4 separate regions of the Mus musculus genome follow, and regions 1, 3 and 4 are each linked to region 2. The links are chromatin loops, found by intact Hi-C in ENCODE. Cell type or tissue: left cerebral cortex. All regions are shown on one strand.

Evidence for each region. Peaks named below come from ENCODE experiments on the same cell type or tissue, not always from the same donor. Only the 100,000 strongest peaks of a DNase experiment are listed, where the experiment ranks them.
Region 1: it touches region 2 in a loop (2.3-fold over the local background); 2 of 42 quality-filtered maps call a loop at or near these places.
Region 3: it touches region 2 in a loop (4-fold over the local background); 5 of 42 quality-filtered maps call a loop at or near these places.
Region 4: a loop joins it to region 2, with 4 times the contacts of the local background. A loop is called at or near these places in 5 of 42 quality-filtered maps.

The regions. Positions count from the first base shown.
Region 1 is chr10:109,342,635-109,347,634 of GRCm38, forward strand. No RefSeq gene overlaps it. Among named protein-coding and RNA genes, the nearest start is that of Gm23041, 23 kb to the right of the region's middle. In left cerebral cortex, no CTCF peak of the experiment used is centred here; no DNase peak of the experiment used is centred here.
Region 2 is chr10:109,114,258-109,119,257 of GRCm38, forward strand. No RefSeq gene overlaps it. Among named protein-coding and RNA genes, the nearest start is that of Syt1, 110 kb to the left of the region's middle. In left cerebral cortex, no CTCF peak of the experiment used is centred here; a DNase peak (open chromatin) is centred at 3,088; H3K27ac peaks cover 1,793 bases.
Region 3 is chr10:109,001,120-109,006,119 of GRCm38, forward strand. The region is part of intron 1 of Syt1 (synaptotagmin I); the gene reads right to left. Among named protein-coding and RNA genes, the nearest start is that of Syt1, 7.4 kb to the right of the region's middle. In left cerebral cortex, no CTCF peak of the experiment used is centred here; DNase peaks (open chromatin) are centred at 2,636, 2,966 and 4,558; H3K4me3 peaks cover 1,799 bases; H3K27ac peaks cover 2,932 bases.
Region 4 is chr10:109,009,766-109,014,765 of GRCm38, forward strand. It overlaps Syt1 (synaptotagmin I), which reads right to left and starts at 1,210. Exons shown (of 11, transcript NM_009306.3): 1 at 811-1,210. In left cerebral cortex, a CTCF peak has its summit at 1,902; DNase peaks (open chromatin) are centred at 515, 1,234 and 1,846; H3K4me3 peaks cover 2,413 bases; H3K27ac peaks cover 2,320 bases.

The sequences.
Region 1 (5,000 bases), 230 kb after region 2:
TACTTCATAATACAATATGTCTTTATTTTAACTCTTGTTATACATATACATGCATTGAAATTGCTCTCTTTGTACATATACATGTTTTGAGATTACTAAATTTTCACTTTTGTTAACTGCTGTCCCAAGATCTTAGACTCTTCTTTCCTTGGAACACAGAAAGATTTAGTAAATATTTATTGAGAGAATACATACTCTACCTAATACTTACATGGTATCTTTTATCTGATTTTGTTTGTTTGTTTGTTTTGGTTTTTCGAGACAGGGTTTCTCTGAATAGCCCTAGCTGTCCTGGAACTTACTTTATAGGCCAGGCTAGCCTCGAACTGAGAAATCTGCCTGCCTCTGCCTCCCAATGCTGGGACTAAAGGTGTGTGCCACCACGCCCGGCCTTTTATCTGAATTTTATCTAATATAGAAAAAAGAGTCTCTTCTTTTAAAATGACTCGACATTTTTGACGAAGAGTCATAACAGCTTGCTCGCCCACCATTCCTTTTATGCATTTAGTATGTAAAAATATAGTTGATGTTGGACCGAATACATTTTACATAGCAATCCATTATCTCAAATTTCTTATGGTCTCATCTTCTACCTTCTCCCATCTACTAATCAGTAATTATTTAAAGTATCTGTTTTATTTTCTGTTTGGTGATTCCTTTCCTACATTATTTCTTGTATTAGAACACACATCATTTCTCATAATGACAGTCTTTTAAGAAAACCATTCATAGCCGGGTGTGTGGCACACGCCTTTAATCCTAGCACTTGGGAGGCAGAAGCAGGCAGATTTCTGAGTTTGAGGCCAGCCTGGTCTACAAAGTGAGTTCCAGAACAGACAGGGCTATACAGAGAAACCCTGTATTGAAAAACCAAAAAAAAAAAAAAGAATGAAAGAAAGAAAACCATTTATATGACTAGGGATTTCACAGTACTTTGGTATTTATTTCACTTATGTAAGAGAATATGCTGTAAGAAGAAAGATTAGCATATTCCAACTGTATAAATCCTTGAAACAGTCTTTCATGTATCAACATCTGACAGTTGAACTTGTTGAACATTCCAATTGACAACACTGAACTTTTTTATTAATTCAATATTTATTTTCAAGGAAAAAGTGAGTATGTGTCAAGGACTATATTAAATACTAGGGATGCTTAGGTAGGTCTTTTTATGGCTGTGTAAAACCCCTTGCTTATCTCTATTCATCCCCCAGAATAGACGCATGTAGGAGTAAGGTTCCTTGGGGCAAGGAACTAGGACTGCTAGCTTCCTACTAAAATCTGTTTATTTCCAGGAGTTGCGGTTGATCAAAAATGAATCAATGCCAGGTGAACCAAAAAATCTTCAGAAATATTTATGTATACACTTTAATAACAAGTTAGACTTTTTCCCACTAATCAGAATGGGAGAGTCTTAAAAAGAGTGGATAGGCCTTAGCTTTGCAGACTACCAAGGTATTATTCCTTGCCACTCATATTTGGTTGGCATACATACAACATCAGAATCACCTGAGAACTAACAAGAAATGCAGAGTCCAAGGTGATTACGAGCCTGTTAAACTGTAATGTGCATTTTCACAGAATCCCCAGGTGATTGCATGCCTATGAAAATTTTAGACACTGCTGTTCCTTCCTTGCATTGATTGAAACTTGTCCTGCAAACGGTTGAAGGTTGAAGTTCTTACCTCTCCCTTGATTACAATATGCCTTTGAGTGAAAGTAAAAACGAAAGAGTGAGAAGTAACATTTTCTTTTAGCTCAGAGGTGCCAGCACTGAGCATTGTAACACAATGTAGATGAATGAGGGTTTTAATGGAATGGTGACAGAGACAAGTGGCGAAGTCATTCAAAAGTTTTGCCACCTGTTGACATGATTGAAAATGCCTTCGAAGCAATTTAAAATCCTCATACAAGACTAATGTAACCTGCCAGTCAGGAGCCTTTTGAACACTTGTAACTAATTGATGTTCACCACTCCAGGCATCAAATGCAATTACTGTTCGACTTGGGATGTAATTTAACTTCAGGTTCACAATACTGGATGCAGAGAAAATTGCAAAGAGTAAAAGAAGGAAAAAGTCCACTTTGAAAGAGAGCATCTCTTGGTTCTAAACACACAAAACCCTGGCCCAGGCTGGCAGCAGAGGCCTGAATCATGGCGAACTGTAACAGAGATGAAATTCTATAATACTGGATATAAGTATGTAGAATAGCTCTGGGGATAGCTTGTAATGAAATAAATATTGGGTCTATATTTGAAGAAAATAGCTTAGGCCTTGTTTCTAAATGTGTTACCATAAGAGAAATACTTTGGGACCTATATTTCATTAGCTGCATAATCGGATGCTGAGTGTTCCCAGTGGACTTTATTAAGTGACCAGAGCTCAGATCCAGCAATACTGAGGATAATGTGAGACGGAGGATGATTTAGATATAAACACATCACAGTCAGAGGTGAGTTGATTGGACAGCTCATTATTCATTAGACTTAGCCCAGGATATTTTTTAGCTTGAAATTTAATTTTTCTCTAAATGGATTTTATTGCTGTAAAAATTGCAGCCCAAGTCATGTGAACAGCAAGCAAATCTGTTGTTTATTCTTCAATTTCCTAGCACTGCATCTACCGACAATAAGAATTTCTAGAATAATTGGATAGAATAGTGGTGGCTATGCTGCTTTTTAATGCTACCTCCAGTTGCCTCAAAAAAATATTATTTATATGATGCATAAATCACTTCCGCCCACAAATCACTTTACTTTTGAATCTCCAGGCAAGTGTGATTTAATGTTTTTTTTTCTGCTCCCTTTTTAAGAAAAATGAGCAAAACAAATACATATGTAATATTAAGACTCACTGCTGCCAAACTAGCAAGTAAATTTACTGACGCATGGCCTATTGATGTCATATGGAGGCTTTCAAATAGCGTGCGATTAGACATTATGATGCTTTTAAAGAATAGTTGGTCCAATTTTTGTGTTTAAAATGCAGGCACACATGACATTCATACAATGTGTAGATGCATGCGAGATTAGACTACAATAGTTTAGCTTTCGCAGCTAATTCTAGATACATCGATTTTACCGTGATGCAGATTGTCTATTTATGCAATAACTCAATTTTCCTTCCTCCTAGTTACATGACTAGAATGAATTTCCTGAAAAAAAATTTGAGTTAGAAATGTCTAGGTAACTGGGTTTTGTGCTAGAGAGAATGAAGATTTTATAAGCACTGATTCCTGAGTGACTGGCTGCACAGAAATATCTTCTATATAGCACACACAAATGTATTCTTTCACAAAGCCAACCATTATACTCCCTAGGGCCCATTTATTTATGAGAGTAAGATAACCTCTATGTTATTAAACTACTAGGACTTAAGCTTAATTGAGAGTATAGCCAAAACATTTCCTCTGATAAGATTAAACCTTGATCTCAGAAAATCTTTAAGAAAAGATTGTGAGGCTTGACTTCACCCCTTGCTTCATACATATCAAGTTTAATATGTAAGCAAATATAAACAAAAAGGAGGAAGAAAGAATAACTATGAGCAGAGATATGAACTTGCAAAGAAGCCAGTTCTTGTATAGTGGCACCAAGAGCAGTATGTATGTTGTTGACATCAGTAAGGATCAGTTTTATCCCTAACCCCCTCAGTCTGAATTATTACCAACTCTATCATCCGAGGACATCTTATCTGGTTGATATTCAGAGCTCTTCTCACACTTGCCTTCGTCTGTCCGCTCTGGCTCTGTTTCCCTTCTCAAATACAGCTTGCTCTGCTGCTTCAGCCTCATTACCCTGCTAATGATATTTGCTGTGGTCAGAGTAACGTATCACTGAGAAAAATTAAAGTGCAATCATTTTTATATACTCTTGAAGGGTGTCCTCCATCTTTTTGGTACATCTGCTTTTTCTGTGCCCAAGAAATAATTGAGTAAAAAAGCATGGCTGCTAAGATGAGAGCAGGCAAGCAAAGGATCAGAAAGAGGCAAGAAGGTTCAAGACAGTATCTCAGCTAAAGCCAGAATTTCACCAGATGATGAGAATCTGAGTTCACTCTGAAGAGAAATTATAGTAAACCTGTTTATGCCCTGACCGCATGCTAAGAAAACATGAGCATATAGGTAAAAACATTTTTAAATGTCCCATGAATTTAAGAGAGAGAGAAAGGGGGTATATATGGGAGTATTGGAAGGAAGTGGGCGATACTATGTAGTTATATTTTAATTTCAAAGTATAAAACAAAACTATAAGTTAAAGAAAAGAAAGAGAAGAAAGCAAAGGCAAAGTGGGCCCCTTTCCCCATTAGATGTCATAGACTCTATCTTAGGACAGTATGGTGAATAATGAGAAGAAAGATGGGACAAATTAAAAGTGGTCTATAATAATCCAGTGGGTGATATGTGCAACCTGTAGAGGCACCAGTAGTATCAATGAAAACTACACAGACTAGCTATTGTAGACTAGAGGATATAGTCAGGGATGAAATATGAAAGAGTCAGGTGACTATGTAAAATGTGTACGCCAAAGAAGAAAATGACAAGATCACTGAAGAGAGTGGGATGGAGTCACGGGAGCTTGTGATCCTCCCTTGAGTGGTATGCTGAGCAAATGAATAAATGAATAAATAAATAAATAAATAAATAAATAATAAAGTGATCAAAATGTTTGAAGCAATACAAGGAAAACTACCTAAGTTCAATATTACTGAACCTCATCAAGAACTTTCAAAAAACAGTGTATGTGTGTGTGTGGGTGGGGGGAGTGTGTGAAAAACATTGCCTCAAATGTTATGAGCAGACTATTAAGTTTCTTTGCCACAAGAGAAGAAGTTATTATTAGATCTTGAAAAGAAATAGAAAATTTCATGTGTACTTAGATATTTTAACAGCAAACTCCCAAATAAAATTGCCATCCTGTTTTGTTTAACACAGAAAATATCACATGTATGTTTATATTTCATTATACTTTTATACTATAGACAATGTGCATATAAATG
Region 2 (5,000 bases):
AGGGACATCCACTAAGAGACATTATACTGATACTGTGTATGTATCCTTGCTATTTTGTGATCAAAATGACAGCTGCCCTCTGCATTCTCCTCTCAAGCCATAGAACCATAGTGTAAAGTCTAGTCCCGTTTCCTCCTTTTAAAATTTCTTTATCATCTTGATTTTAATCTTCAGCCAGATCTTCATTACTAAAGCCATTCCCCTTCGTGGTCTGACTTTAGAGCCACTCATTTTCCTCAGTCACCCTACCTCCAACTTCAAACTGTATCTTTCCATTTCCTTAGGACTCTCCTTTTGATCTAGTCATGTTCTTGCTTTACTGTGATACTTAGTTTATTTGATCTTGTGTGAGTCCTGTAAGAAGGAAATACAGACACCAATGATTCTGTAATTATAATGGAGTCTGACATTCTATCTTCTCCTTTCATAGCTCTTGCCTGTATGCACTTATAATCCCTCAAAGCTGCTTGGGTGCATTTTCTTATGACACAGCTCAATTTCATCTTTTATTCTGTTGCATTTGATTACACCTGAACAAACCAGGGGGTCACTGAGGAGGTCCCTCTAATGGTGGCCTTTAAATTGTTATAGGCACTTATAATATTGGTTATATTATGTGCTTGCAATCCCTATCATGTGATGAAAATGACCAGATAGATTAGATTGACTGACCTGGATGAATATTCATTTTTATTCTATGACAGACATCTTTTGAACACCATAGATGAATCAAACCATTTTATTTATCACATACACAGATCTGGCTGTATTTTTGTAGGACAGAGCGTGGTGTGGTTTATAGACCTAGGAGGAAATGATTCCGGTATTTTAGTATTTTAGCAAAGTTTATGCTTCATATTTTTTTCTCCTAACTCAAAAACTTGTTCCACTCATTTGTTTCAGATGAACTAGCAGAGTGTAGGGTGGAAGTCTGTCACAGCCCTACAGAGGCACATGGCTAAGAGGTGACAGTGGCTTCTCTGCCAGAGAAGTTAGCTGTGAAACCTTGACTTCCTACTACTGTCTTTGATCTCTTTTACTTGGCAATACCCTGAGAGTTAAAGTAGCATTACGAATACCACATCAGTTCAAAGTGACAGGCCCACAGCACTTGTGTGGTTTCTGAACAGACCATATGTCAAGGCTGTAGAATACTTCTCATAGAATAAATTTTCGGGCATTTTGCTCTGTAAGGCTATTTCTAGGGAAATGGGGAGAAACTCATAACACTACTGAAACAAGTTGAAAGATGTGCAAAGGTACTTTCCCATGTTTAACTTAAAAACCAACCAACCAACCAACCAACCAACCAACCAACCAACCAACCAACTTTTTTATGTTCTGGGGCTTAATCCTGAGATTTGTGTAGGTTGGGTAAAAGCTAATCACTGAAGCACATTCTAGCCCTGAAAATAACCTTAGGAAATGATCAGTACACATATCTATAATATAATATCTATAATCACAATGGTAAATATGTATTAACATCCAGCACATGCATGCCTATAGATGTCTCACATATTGTATAAGCTTAAAGGAAAGAATGGAGGGTAGACTAATAGATCTCATTAAGTAAAATTACATTTTGAAGTGATCATATTTTCCACTTTTTTTTCCCAAAATAATTTCTGACAGCTTTTCTGTCTATACGCCCATTGATACTGTTTCTTGACATATAACTTTAAAAGACATATATTATTTCATACTTCGTTTGTATATGACTGTCATTTATAGTTAACAGTAGCTTTAATGTTTCATTAACTTCATTCATGTTATATTTAGTCCTTCAAAGGTAATAGTTATAATCTATTAACTCTACTAAGTGTGCATCATGTAGATGATATTCTGTCTGGGAAGCCATTGTCTTATACAGTATGAAGTAACAGAATAGTGCCTAACCTGATCCCCACACAGATCTTCCCAAAGGAAGTCAGCAGCACTCAGAAGTGTGTTTGTTCAAGCATGCTGAAGAGTTACTCTTGTTCATGCTATGGATTTTAAAATAATTTTTCTAAGTTGATGTATAAAGTTTATTAATCTTGGCTAACCATGATTTTCAAACTTTGAGGGACAAATGAAATGTCTTTATTAAAATTTATTTGTTATCCTCTTGAATCATACAACAGTAGAGATGCTCAGAGTATAAACTTAAAATCACAATGGTTGGTCTATGACATTTGAACACAAAGATCCAGTACACACACACACACACACACACACATGAATGCATGCACGTACGCATACACACACACATACACATTTTTCTGTGTTGTCAACAAAGTTTTGCTTCTTGACCATCACTTTCTTTATGCCTTTTGGTAAATGAGTAAGACTATCGGATATTACATGGCTTAGTTTCATTTCTTAAAGCTGTGATGGGTATTTTATTTAAGTCAATGCAAAAGAAAGATTTTATTTTGGGCTCACTTTTTGATGGAGTAATTTGTATCGTGTTACAGATAATACTGTGACATGGCTATGATCCAGCTTCTTCCTCAAAACAACAGAGGCAAAAGAATGCTGTCACTCAACCTGCTGCTTTCCTTTCCTTTTTCTTCAGCCCTGGACCCCTGTCCTTCAGATGGGGCTTCCTTCCCTCTTGTTACACATCACTGGAAGTTCCCTCATAGACACATTTGCAGGTAATTTCAAATCCACTGAAGTTGCTAAGGGTGAAAGCTCTTCATGTGTGAACCTGTGGCAAACACTTGGATAGTTAATCACCCGACTCTAGCACCTGGAAAAAATATCTGACAAAACTAATAGGGAAAGTTCTTTATTCAAATTATTACTCTATTGCCTAAATTGATGACAACTTGTAATTTTCTTTCTTGTAGCCCTCACTATAATTTGCTTCATTTAGTTCACAGGAAGGGAAAGTTATATTTTTCTGTGATCGCTGTGGCAACTTCAGAAGCTGCTTTTTCTGGGTTAAGCTTCGGATAATGTCAACCGAAAGGCGTGTTCTTAGCAAGAAGAATGCAAAAGGTTAATTTTATGTTTGATCATCTTTCCTTGTGACCACTTGGGTGATCTTGCTCAGAACATGCAGAGTACACAAAACTCACTCCTCCCACACATGCCAACCTGCCACAGTCTTGCTCTTTAAATGTTCCAATCCCTAAAATAGATGCTTCTAAAGACGAAGCCTGAAATTCAGGATTCACAGCTCTCAGTTTTCTTGAGGGAGAGAAATTTTTTGAAACAAGAAAAGTCACTCTATTTGCCTTTTCTGTATTTCATCACCACTGCTAGGCATTTTTTTTTTAATATTTTTAAATCTGTTTTTACAGTCCAGTCTTTCCTGGTCTGCTCTCTGACTGTTCCACATCCCATACCTCCTCTCCTCCATCTCCAAGAGGATGTCTCTGTCCTCCCACCCTACCAGACCTCCCGACTCCCTGGAGCCTCCAGTCTCTTGAGAGTTAGGTGCATCTTCTCTTACTGAGTCAAGCAAGACCCGGCAGTCCTCTGCTGCATCTTGAATTTATTTCCTTATTTCTAAGTTCTGATTTTCTTAAAGGAATAAGCCCAATTGATCTTCTGTAAGGATTAAGATGGTTCCTGAGGTTGTGACCATCTCAAGGATAGGAACATGTGTTTCACGTTGAAATATGGCTATATAATTCTTTTTGCTTAGAAGTCCTTGCTTTATAGCAGAGCAATGGTAGCCTCTCACTATCTAGTTCCCCTGCCTCTTGCCTGGGTTTGCAGGACTCCATGGGAGCCACTTTTTACCTTGTGCTGTATTTGTCTTCCCTATTGATAGCCTTGTGCAGACTACCTCCCTCCTCAAACGTTTAGTATTGCAGCATAGAGAAGGCATTTGCCAGGAATCTTTTCTGCCCTTCAGGCTAGGATAAGGGTTAATCCCATGCAGTCCCAGGATTCATTTGGATATAGTGCATTTAAATAGCTTTTGATATATTTCTCTCCCTCTACTGACTTATGTAAAAACAGAAAGTATGCCTAATTCACTTTAGGAATTTCCAGAAAGGGGTTTATAGTTGCCTCTGAATAAATGTTGAATAATGGCATTAACAGACATTTAAAATCTCTAAATATGATCCATGTAAGATGGTAAGTGAGGGTAACTATGTGTTGAGTGTAAAATTGGATTAATAAAGAATGAGATCGTCAAGTTACAGGGGAGTTCATACTGAGGGTAGGTCGCTGCCAAAAAAACAAAGAATTGAGCAGTTTCACTAGTAGGAAATTTTTGTTTGTTGCTAAAATTTTTTTGTTTTACTTGTTTTTGGAATAATTCAATATATAAAAATGTAGCTATCATTGTATATTATACGTATTATTATTTAAATCATGGATTGTACCACATTTTCCATGAATATTCACATTATGAATATTTTTATATTCTCAAGATAGAAATTTTATATTTAAAGATTTTATATTTATACTTGATAGTCCCATGACAGAATAATCTTTGTTCTCAAATGAGTAAATATTTATTAAATGGGTGAATGGAAAAGGAGAATGAATAGACTATTTTGTCTATTTGGTTTCAATATTTATCTGAATGTGGATAAAACCAGTAATTAGGACAAATAATTATAGTGATAATCAATTAATGAAAACATATCATATGATAAAAGAATTTTCAGATAAAATTTTCAACTATTTTTTTCTAATGCCTTCCTGACTGAAAAAGAAGAAAATGTGTCTGTGTATATAATAACTCTTGTCTGTCTGTTTTTCTATTTATCCATCTATCTATCTATCTATCTATCTATCTATCTATCTATCTATCTATCTACCTACCTACCTATCTCTATTATCTGCCAATCTGTCTATCATATCTATCTACAATTTATACATCTGTGTATCTATGTACCTGTCTATCATATCTATCTATCTATCAATCAATCAATCAATTTATTATCTGCCTATCATATCTTCTATCTATCTATCTATCTATCTATCTATCTATCTATCTATCCATCCATCCATCTATGTATCTACAGACACATGTAAATATTGCTTTG
Region 3 (5,000 bases), 110 kb before region 2:
TTATCCACTATGGAACACCCTCTATTCTTTTTCATCTGCCATTTATATGTCCAAGGATAATAATATGTATTGCCACAGTGAACAGATGACTAAGAATTTACCCATGACATACTGCATCCTATAACCATGGGCAAGTTCCTTAAATGTTCCTTTCCATCATTCTCTTATTAAAAGATATGGACATATTATCAACCATATCAATGTTATTAAATAGGATTCAGAATTCAAACCATGTGGGAAAGTATTTGATATGTATGGAGAAATAAGACAGCGATGGCATTTTCCTCATCTAAGAGCCCCTACAAAGGTCTAGTCTATTCAAACAATTTTCCATTATTTCCATAATCCAACCTCAATGATAATTTCTATTTCCTTATATAAGAGAATCCATGATGCCAGTGATATTAATTCATATTGCAATGATCATGAGTTCTAGTGTTTCCTCCTAAATCTGGTCTTGAGGACAGAAGATGTCAGCAGAGAGACTTCACATGGGATTAATTTACAGTTAGGGTTTGGTTCTGATTTCTTGGGGAACATAGAAATAGGACTAGGAAGGGAAAGCACCAATAGGCTCAAGCGTTTCCTAACAGTGCTAGGTGAGGGGCAATGAGAAACTCTATCTGTGAGTGCCAAGGAGAGCAATGAGAGAGGGCATCAGGAAGCTATGGCCCAGCTAACGCTCCTACTATTCCAATCACGGTTCTTTGCATCCTTAAGGGTATCAGATACCTTAGAGCTATGGAATTTAGAAATAAGGAGGAAAATGGGATTCCTAATCTGACATCATCATAATACAGTGGTAACTAAAGGAAAACTGAGTTATGGCATAGGCTTTGAAATTCTTTTCAGTTTTTTTTTAATAGACTAAGAATGTGTGCTTGATTAATTTTTAAAAACGAACTTAATCCCCTCAAAATTAGCATAGCAGAAATAACAGAATATTAAAACATCCTCATCTTTTCAATAAGAAACAGACTTTGATTTAATGATTATAGATTTTGTTTGTTTGTGATCACCAAGAGCAAACTAAGTCTCTTATATAGGGAGGATTATGACACATTTGATTCTCATTATTAAGCACTAAGGCAATATAAATTAATAAACAAAAATATAAAAACATGCTAAGTATAATTGTAGCCACCCAAAGCAATCGCTTTTTATTTATTGCATCTGTAAAATGGAAAAATCTACTATAAAGATCTAATAGTGTAACACAAATATTTCCCTAATACAGAACTGTGTACCAATTAAGGTAAGAAGAAGGAATGCATTGCCAAGGGTAGCATGCAGAGCACTCCATGCTAAGTTATCACTTTTTGTTTTAGAGCGTAATTCTTCATTTTTCTCTGCAATCAGTTTGGGTCTAAAGATTATGCATAAGGAGGCCTAAATATGCAAATTATTAAAAATCAGTCAAGTCATGGCACATTCCACTAAGCATTGTCAATTATGTAAACAGATTAAGCACATGTTCATATATATATATATATATATATGCATACACATATGCATATATATGTTTTATGATGCTAATGTATACACATTACACGCTACATGTCTTGGTTGTTATAATGTACCCATGTTACATGACTTGGTTGTTGGAAAAACTGAACCAAGCTGGTAATGGAGATGATAGAATTAAGACAAAAAAGCCTTCTGGCTCCGCATCTCTAGGGACATATGTATGAAGTGTCAAAAAGAAAGAAAAGGTGTGTGTGGGGGGGGGGAATGATAAGGACAATGAAAAGAGAGAGCAGGAAGGAAAAGTTTGAGGGGGGAATTGGTCTTACAGGAAGGAAGAAGAAAGCAGAGAATTCACGGAGTAGTGACATAGCCAGAGAGCTGAAATAATAATATCGTCTACTCATGCAGTAAGCAGTAAAATGCTTCAATGGCTAAGTACAGGTAAAAAAGTCAGAATCCAGGAGAAATAAAAATGGTTCCTATGTGCTCAATATGTCCTTGATGACAGAATCTCAAAGGCATGGCAGGATTCATCTCCCTCCTTGTTCCTAGAGAAGTCAAGCTCTCTTCTACCATCAATATTTATTCTGTGTTTTTGAGGAGTTGCTCAGAAAGTATCTATGACTCCCTAGAGGGAAAAATCATCAAGATGACATAAAAAAAAATTAAACCTTAAAAAAAAAAGTGGTATAGTTTGGGCTTAGGGATATGCTGGTTTTCTTTTAAAATGTCACATTTTGATTGCTAGTCTTAGACATGTCTTGTAGTGATTTGCTTGACTTTTAAATTTTAACATAGTAATTTAAGCAAGACATTTAAAACAGATCCCTACAAGTTATGGCATGTGCGACTCATACAATGCCTGTATACAGAGAGGAAACTCACACGTTTTTATGCAGACAGCAGTCCTGCTTACATGTACATACTTTTAATCTAAAATCTGTGGTCTCATATTCTCAATATTTGTTAAAGTAGCATGGCGATGTGACTCTATTTATAGAAGAGATCCAAAATGTTCTAGAAATATGTTCTAATACCCAATGGCTGGCTTTATTCCTTCCTCAAATCTGATGAAAATGCCGGGGATTAGGCAGGAAGCCAGCCTGGTAAGCCAGGATCTGGCAGAAACACTATGTCAGAAACAAATTTCATCGCTTTGCTACCTAGCCTTTCTGGTGAGAAACTGTGTCAACTTTGCTTCTTAACAATGTTGCTAACTCAAAACCCAAAGTCTGGAGCTGTCTCACGGTGCCTGAATCCCTTGCTCTCCCACCTGGTCTTGCATCAAAGGCCATTAAACCATTTGTTTAAATAGCATTTCTGGATATGTCCCCCCCCCTCTCCCCCTTTCCTCAAAGATAAGCCACGAGGTAGTTCCTGTGCATCACCAACTTCACTGTATAGACTGTTGGAGGCCAGAACTGGGGAGAAATGACACTCAGTTTGCTCAAGAGTAGCAAACAATTCCTAATGCTCATTTCAGTTGTTATGCCCCGTTGCCCTGCTTCCTTGCTTGCTCATTGCCTGTGAAGTAAGTTGCATGCCCAGCTGCAGCTTCGTTTAAAAATATTTTCTAAGGATGCATCCTTAAAACAGCCTTGCTGTTCATGCTACTTCAACATAAACCCTAGGAATGCAGAAGAACAAGCATATATTACCACGTATCTATAAGCCAAAAGGGTGCAATGTTTTACCATTTAAAGGTCTTCACTACAGACATATTTGGGTTTGAGAAGGTAGGATTTGGAATTTGTTTCTGGGGCGGGGGCAAGGGTTGAGAGATGATTTCATGTAGCTCAGGCTAGCCTATTTAGCTAAGAATGGCATACGTCTTCTGATCCTCTTGCTTCAGTCTTCCAGCTACTGGGATTTCAGGTGTCTACCTCCATGCCTAACTTGGAACTCTTGTTTGGATAAGTCCTTCAGTATTATCCTCAGGTATTAAATAAAAATGCTCTAGCAACTCCTGGTTTAATGGCCTTGATGCTGGCTTACATAACCTGTGAAGAATTGAAAGAAATTCCTGAAGGAGAAGTTGTTTTATAAATGGCCTTCCACTTTATGTAAGCGACTGCACCGCACATCAAAGGGTTAATAGGAGTCTCCCACAGCTGTGTATGTTCTGAGTATTTCCATGTGTTTTTGCCTCCTTGTTGATGAAGGCATCTCAAAGTAGCAATTAATAAATGCAATTACCTGCTTCCTATCTAGGGTAGGCATGGGATCACAGGTAAGAAGGAAGAAATGAGCTTCAGGCAAAACAGGATGCTGTAATCTGCAGGGGCACCCAGGTAATTCATCAGAGGCTTGAAGTGGGGTTGTCTGATCCTTTCTCTGTTACCATGTCACTGAAATTATAGTCATGGTCAGGGAAAGTGAAGACAAAACACAGAGACAGTGGTTCTCATTTAAGCAATTCAGGGAAAGCATGTTTGACATTTAAAAAATCTTCAATTATATTTGTCTTCGAGTATGCAGTGCACATTTTATCCTTGATTAAGTAGCTGAATTGTTTAAGAGGGAAAATAAAATATTTAGTTCTCACAGAGAACAATATACAACGAGTTTCTCCCTATGGCAAAAATAATTATACAGATGCTGGACGTGTTAGAGTCATCCACTAAGCCATATTTCACAAATAATAGCAATAGGCTCACAAAGACAGTGAGGGCCCACTTCTGTACCCTACTAGATGGGATTTATCAGATATTTCCATCCAGAATTAAGTCAGTCCTGACAGAGGACCTTAGCTAAATGTCTTGTACATATCATTTGTGGTTTCAGTAGCATGCTGCTAACCTAGTGCATAGTAAGGAATGTTGTCTGACAGGGCTGCTAAGAAAGTTACTGAATTACATCTTTGGCAAATAATCTTGCCTGATTCTGATTTTGATTCTCTAAATAGCCATGCAGGACTTACAAAAGTGTCATCTCAGTGGTTACGGTATGAGGAATAAAGGGGGAGTTAAAGGCCATTCTCACTGCATGCAAAATTCTACATCTCTTGTTTAGCACAAACAGTTGAGAACTAGATGGTAATTTTTATCTTTGCCTGCGTCATAATTTTCTGGAGATCTGTTTTGGCATAGTGCCCCCCCCCCAGGCACCCAATCAGTACAACAACCGTGCTCTCTGCAGTTAAGACGGTTACAGAAATAATCACCACTCCCCCTTTATTCCTCATACCGTAACCACTGAGATGACACTTTTGTAAGTCCTGTGTGGCTATTTAGAGAATCAAAACCAAGTCAAAGAGAATTGGAACTGATCTCCGCAATTCAAACTTGAAGTAAAGATAAGTACAAAAATTACAGAGGTTGTTGTTTATGAGCTTTGAGTTTCACAGAGCGGTGGCCAGAAACTCATAACGGTATCAAAAATGTGCTTGTAACTCTAAATTAGTTTTTATCGTCTTTACTAAGTGTCTTAAGTATTGTTTTCAAATGAATGGAAACTGACTGTTATCTTAAAAGATCCCTTTGCTAAGAGTTTTGAAGGTTATATTTTGCAGTGCACAAACAAGACTTTCAGCA
Region 4 (5,000 bases), 100 kb before region 2:
TCCCATGTTATTACCCTCCCACTATAAAGGCTACCTGGGTAAATCTCGGGAGGGTGATGATCTAGTTTTAATTTTTACAAACTCAACAAGCCCTCAAAGTTCAGACAGTGACCCTGAGGTGCTATCCCAAACTGTCAGCCCCACAGGACAGATGCAAACAAGAAGATTCTGATAGCAGGCACAGGAGAGCAGCAGCAATTAAGCAGTTGAAAGTGGGTTGGAGTGTTGGGTTATTTTTGTTCCATTTGTAGCCTCTTGCAAGGAGGAGATGGATTCAAATTTGACACTTCCTTTCTGAGAGCAGAAGCTGGTCTCCTTGTCTACTCTCATTCAGTTTAATTCCCTGTGTGGTTTCATCCCTTCCTGGACTCATATTTTCACACGGGGTTGCAATCTATCCTCCCTCCAACAGAAAGAAATCTTTTTTCTCTTCTTCACTGCCCTTCTTCCCTGTAAGAAAGACAATCCTCCACCCCCCGTTGGGGGTGGGGGGCTGTACTGGCTTAGAATAGGAGGAGGGGGAGGAGAGAGGGGGCTGGGGGGTGGAGGACAGAGGAGAGAATGGAAGAAGCAAGAAGATGGGGGATGCCCAACATCAACTCCTGGTTCTGAATCACCAGCCCTGTGCAAAGTGCTTTCCCCGGAGATGCACTTGTGGTCTTGCATTTCTCACAATAGGCTTACGGGGGGATCCCTCCCTAGGTCTCCCATCGCCACAAATCAAGTGTACCTACGTCTCTTCGACAGATTGAAGCGCAGAGGTACCAAGGTACCACCGAGGTGGCCGCGCTGCCAGTGGGGCTGCCTTACCTGGAGCGAGGACCGACCGGGAGATGGTGCGAGTCTTGGTCCCCGCTGCTCTCACCGCGGACCGGTGCGAGGCACACGAGTACTCTCTCGCTGCCTCCGCTCTCAGAGGGGCAGCCTGCAACACAAAAGGGGTGTGTGGGTGTGGGTGTGGGTGAGGTTTTCTAGGGCCACCAGCTGGTCCCAGCTGGCCGCCCCCGCCCTGCACACACCCCTTCGGGGACCTGAGCCCCCTGTTGGGTGAGCAGGACCCTGGGGGCTTGCCCCGGTTACAGCCTCAAGTTGCCCACTGCTAACTGCGGATGCTGTCGCTGCAGGAGGAGGAGGAGGAAAGACACTGGGGGCTGAACTCGGTCAGAGCATCCCCACACTGCAGCTTCTCCAGGAATCCCTCCAGTGAGGAGGCGGCCGCCCATCATCTCCCGGCCCCGGCTCTTGATTGGTTCCAACCAAGGTACGCTGCTCAGAAGAGCCAATCAGAGAGCACTGATAATAGGTGGCTCCTCTCAGGCAACGGAGCCCAGCCCAGTACTGTTAGAGTCTCTCCATCCCCACAGCGGACAGGGACCTGAGGAGAGGGGTTTAGGAGAGTGGCGGGGGTGGGGTGAACTAAGAGGAGACCAGATCCCAAAGAGAAAACACTAAAAGATAATTTTCTAGACCCGGTGGGTAGACTCGGGAATGCCCTCAACCTGTTCAGTAAGCCATAAGCACTGGATAAGAAGCAAGCCTAATACAAAGCTTTTTTTTAACTTTCAATCAAAACCTGCCTTGATACTGAGCATGCCCAGATCTACACAGCATCCTAGGAGTTTCGATATGTGTGAGTTCTAGGTTGAAAAGGTGGGAGCTGGGACGCGAGAGAGGCAGAAGTTTGTCTTTGGCCATTTGACACCGCGGAGTTGTGGGGAAGCAGGACTACTGAGATAGAGGTGGTCCTTCTTGCTTTGGGAGACCAGTCACATCATTCCGTCTGAACTCGAGTGGGAAGCCAGGCTCCGATAATGTCAGGGCAGCTAGATGTCTAGAGACCGCCCAGGAAGGGTGTGGTGGACCAGAGCTGTATGCAAGGTCCATCCATAGGTGGGGCGGAGGAGCGAGGCTCCACCCAGCTGCAGCTGCTAGGCAATGGAGCGAGCGCCCAGGGAGTTTCCATGCAGCGACCAATAAGTTTGGAGACTTGGGTCAAGTGCGACCTTGCTAGGCACGCTTTTTCCACCTTCTTGGGCTTGTGCTCGCCCCCCCCCCCCCTGTCTCCGTCTCTCTTCACCCCTTGCCCGCCCGCACGGTGGGGGACTAAAGGGCTTTCTCCCTCCTCTTCCTAGCTGAACCCTTCTGCTCGGAAGTAAGAAGCTTTTCCCTCGTGAGAGCAGCCGTGACCTGATTGTCTCTAAGCTCCTGGGCAATTTATAGCTTGGTAATACCGAGAGATGCCAAACAGGGAGGCTGAGAGGCTTGGACGGGAGGGCAGGCTGGCTGGCCCTGGGGTGGAGTCTAGCTCCCAAGGGCAGGAGCCTTTTACTCCACAGGTGAAATGCTTTCTTGTCACTAACAGAGATTTTTTTTTTTCTTTCCCACTCGCTTGACCTTGCTCAGTGCCCTCAGAACCTCTTGTTTTGCTTGGAAATCTTAGCAGTTTTTGTAAAGTTGATCAATAGCCACAAATGAGCACTCCCCTAATTGGGCTCTTTATTTTCCTGACAGGATGATCCTGGCATCTCAGGTAAGGAAATAAATAGCGATCGCAATTCCCCAAACTCATCCACTTTGAACTGGAGTTTCATTAACACTGGTGTGCAAAGGTAACTGTAGAGAGAATTCAATTAACAGTAACACATTTCTTCAGGTTTGTAATTAAATCTCTTCTATTTATATAATGTTTAAGATTAAGATTCAGAATATATGCCCAAAGGTGGCCACTTTCACATAAATGTATCCTTCTGGGACATGAACCCTTTTGTTTTGGGCTTTGTTTGCATTATCAAGAATTTAGAATCAGAGGTAAACTAAGAAAATAATACACCTTCAACTTGTAACTTTATGTAATATGCACCTTCGGTTTTCCAAAAAAAGCCCCTAAACCTTATTTGAAAATAGTTTCATAGGTGAGAAGAGGAGATAACAGACATTGTAAGTTGATTTGAAATGTTTGGCCAAGGAGGGGAGAGGCCTGAAGAGAAGGGGGAGTGGAGTGGGTCAGAGTAAAAGCAGGTAGAAAAACTGAGTATTTGTCTTTATTCTCCAATGAAGATGAGTGCATGAGAGAAGCATTATAATATCCACCTAATGGAAATTTTTATTTTAAAAATATACATTGCTCTCTATTTAGTTTTTTTCCTAGTTTAAAAGCTACATATTTTTCCCAGTTACCAACAGCAACATGTAGAAAAAAGAAGAACACGTTAATGAATGGAATGGGAATATAGAATTTTTGAATTTCTGTTCCAAACCCTGGGTCTATCATCATTTTAGGCAATTTCGTTTTTTCTGTCCACATCATAGGCTACCCACAGTGTCCTTCAGTGGAAAGTATTCTAGGGGACATGGATATGTCAGAACTCCCCCACCCCACCCCTCAGTGTTTCTTGAAGAGGACAGCTGCCTATAATAAGAAATAGGCTTTGGGCATATTTCACTGTACTTAATTTTAGAATTAGTAGCATTTTTACTTATCAATATTAAGAAGATTATTTATATATACTGACTGGATACAAAGTAAGATTTTTTGTTGTTTTGTTTTGTTTTATTTTTGGGTTTTTTGTTTGTTTGTTTGTTTGTTTTGTTTTGGGACCAAAGTTTTTGATTCTCCTTTATATTTTCATATTGTTGTCAGCCATTTGGGAATTCATTCAAGACCTTGCCTGGTCCTATTTGGTTGGTACAGTATCAACATCATGTTTTTATAAGTGTGTGTGTGTGCCTGTCTGTCTGTGAAAGAACATATGCTTATGGAGGCCAAGGGATGACCGGGTTATTATCTTCAGGAAAACTTATTGTCTTTGGGAATGCCACCTGCCTTCTTTGACAGAGTCTCTTTGAGTTCTGTCTTAGTTGGAGTTTCATTGTTGTGAAGAAACATCATGATCAAGGCAGCTCTCATAAAGGAAAACATCTAATTGGGGCTGGGCTACAGTTTCAAAGGCTCAGTCCATTATCCGGAGCATGGCACCGTGTAGGCAGAAATACATTTTGATCTGAAGGCAACCAGCAGGAGACTGATTCTTCCACACTGGGTAGACCTTGAGAACTAGGAGCCCTCAAAGCCCACCTATGCAGTGACACACTTCTTCCAACAAGGCCATACCTATTCCAACAAGGCCACACCTCCTCATAGTGCCACTTCCCATGGGCCAAGCATATTCAAATCACCACAAATTGAAACTCAGCAATTAAGTTCTACTGGCTGGCCACTGAGCCTCACAGACCTTCTGCCTCTCTCTTCCCAGTGCTAAAATTACAAGTGCATGTAGCATTACACTTGGCTATTACATGGGAGCTAAGGACTGAACTCAGCTCCTCACACTTGTAAGAACTTGACTGAGCATCTTCTTAGTCCCAAGATATATTCTTATTGAAGACACTATGTATGAATTCTCATCTTCACATCACACCGTTGTTTGTTAAAAAGAAAGTTCAATAAATTTGACTCGTTCTTTTTCACTTTTACTAGCCTGCTTATAGCTACTTTCCTACTTAGGATTCCTATCTCTTTTACCATCAACCCAACTCCTTTCCTGAGTATATGGTATTGATTCGTTCCTTAATCACTTGTTATTTTCAGACCTGTGTTCTCCTTTGAATGTTTTGCTTCTATGCATAAACAAAGCCCTACTTTTATTAACTAAAAAAAAAATCTTTTTACACAACCCATGTCTCAATGTCAAAATTTCCTATTCCTTTATCATTGAACTTTTCTATTTCCTGTTTTAATGATTTCTTTGCCATTTTTTAGCTTACAAGATCAGAATAGAAACTAAACTGGACCGATTCACAGAGTACAGAGGTGTGTCTCATGGGAAGAGAGGGAATGAGGGAATTTGGAAACTAGAAATTCATTAGGCACAAACTCAGACAAGGATTTCTGTGGACCTCAGAAAATATTTGCATAAGAGAGATATAAATAAATTAACATTTTGGTGGAATATACATACATTGGGTGGATAGTACAGACATTTCTAGTTCATCAGAACTCT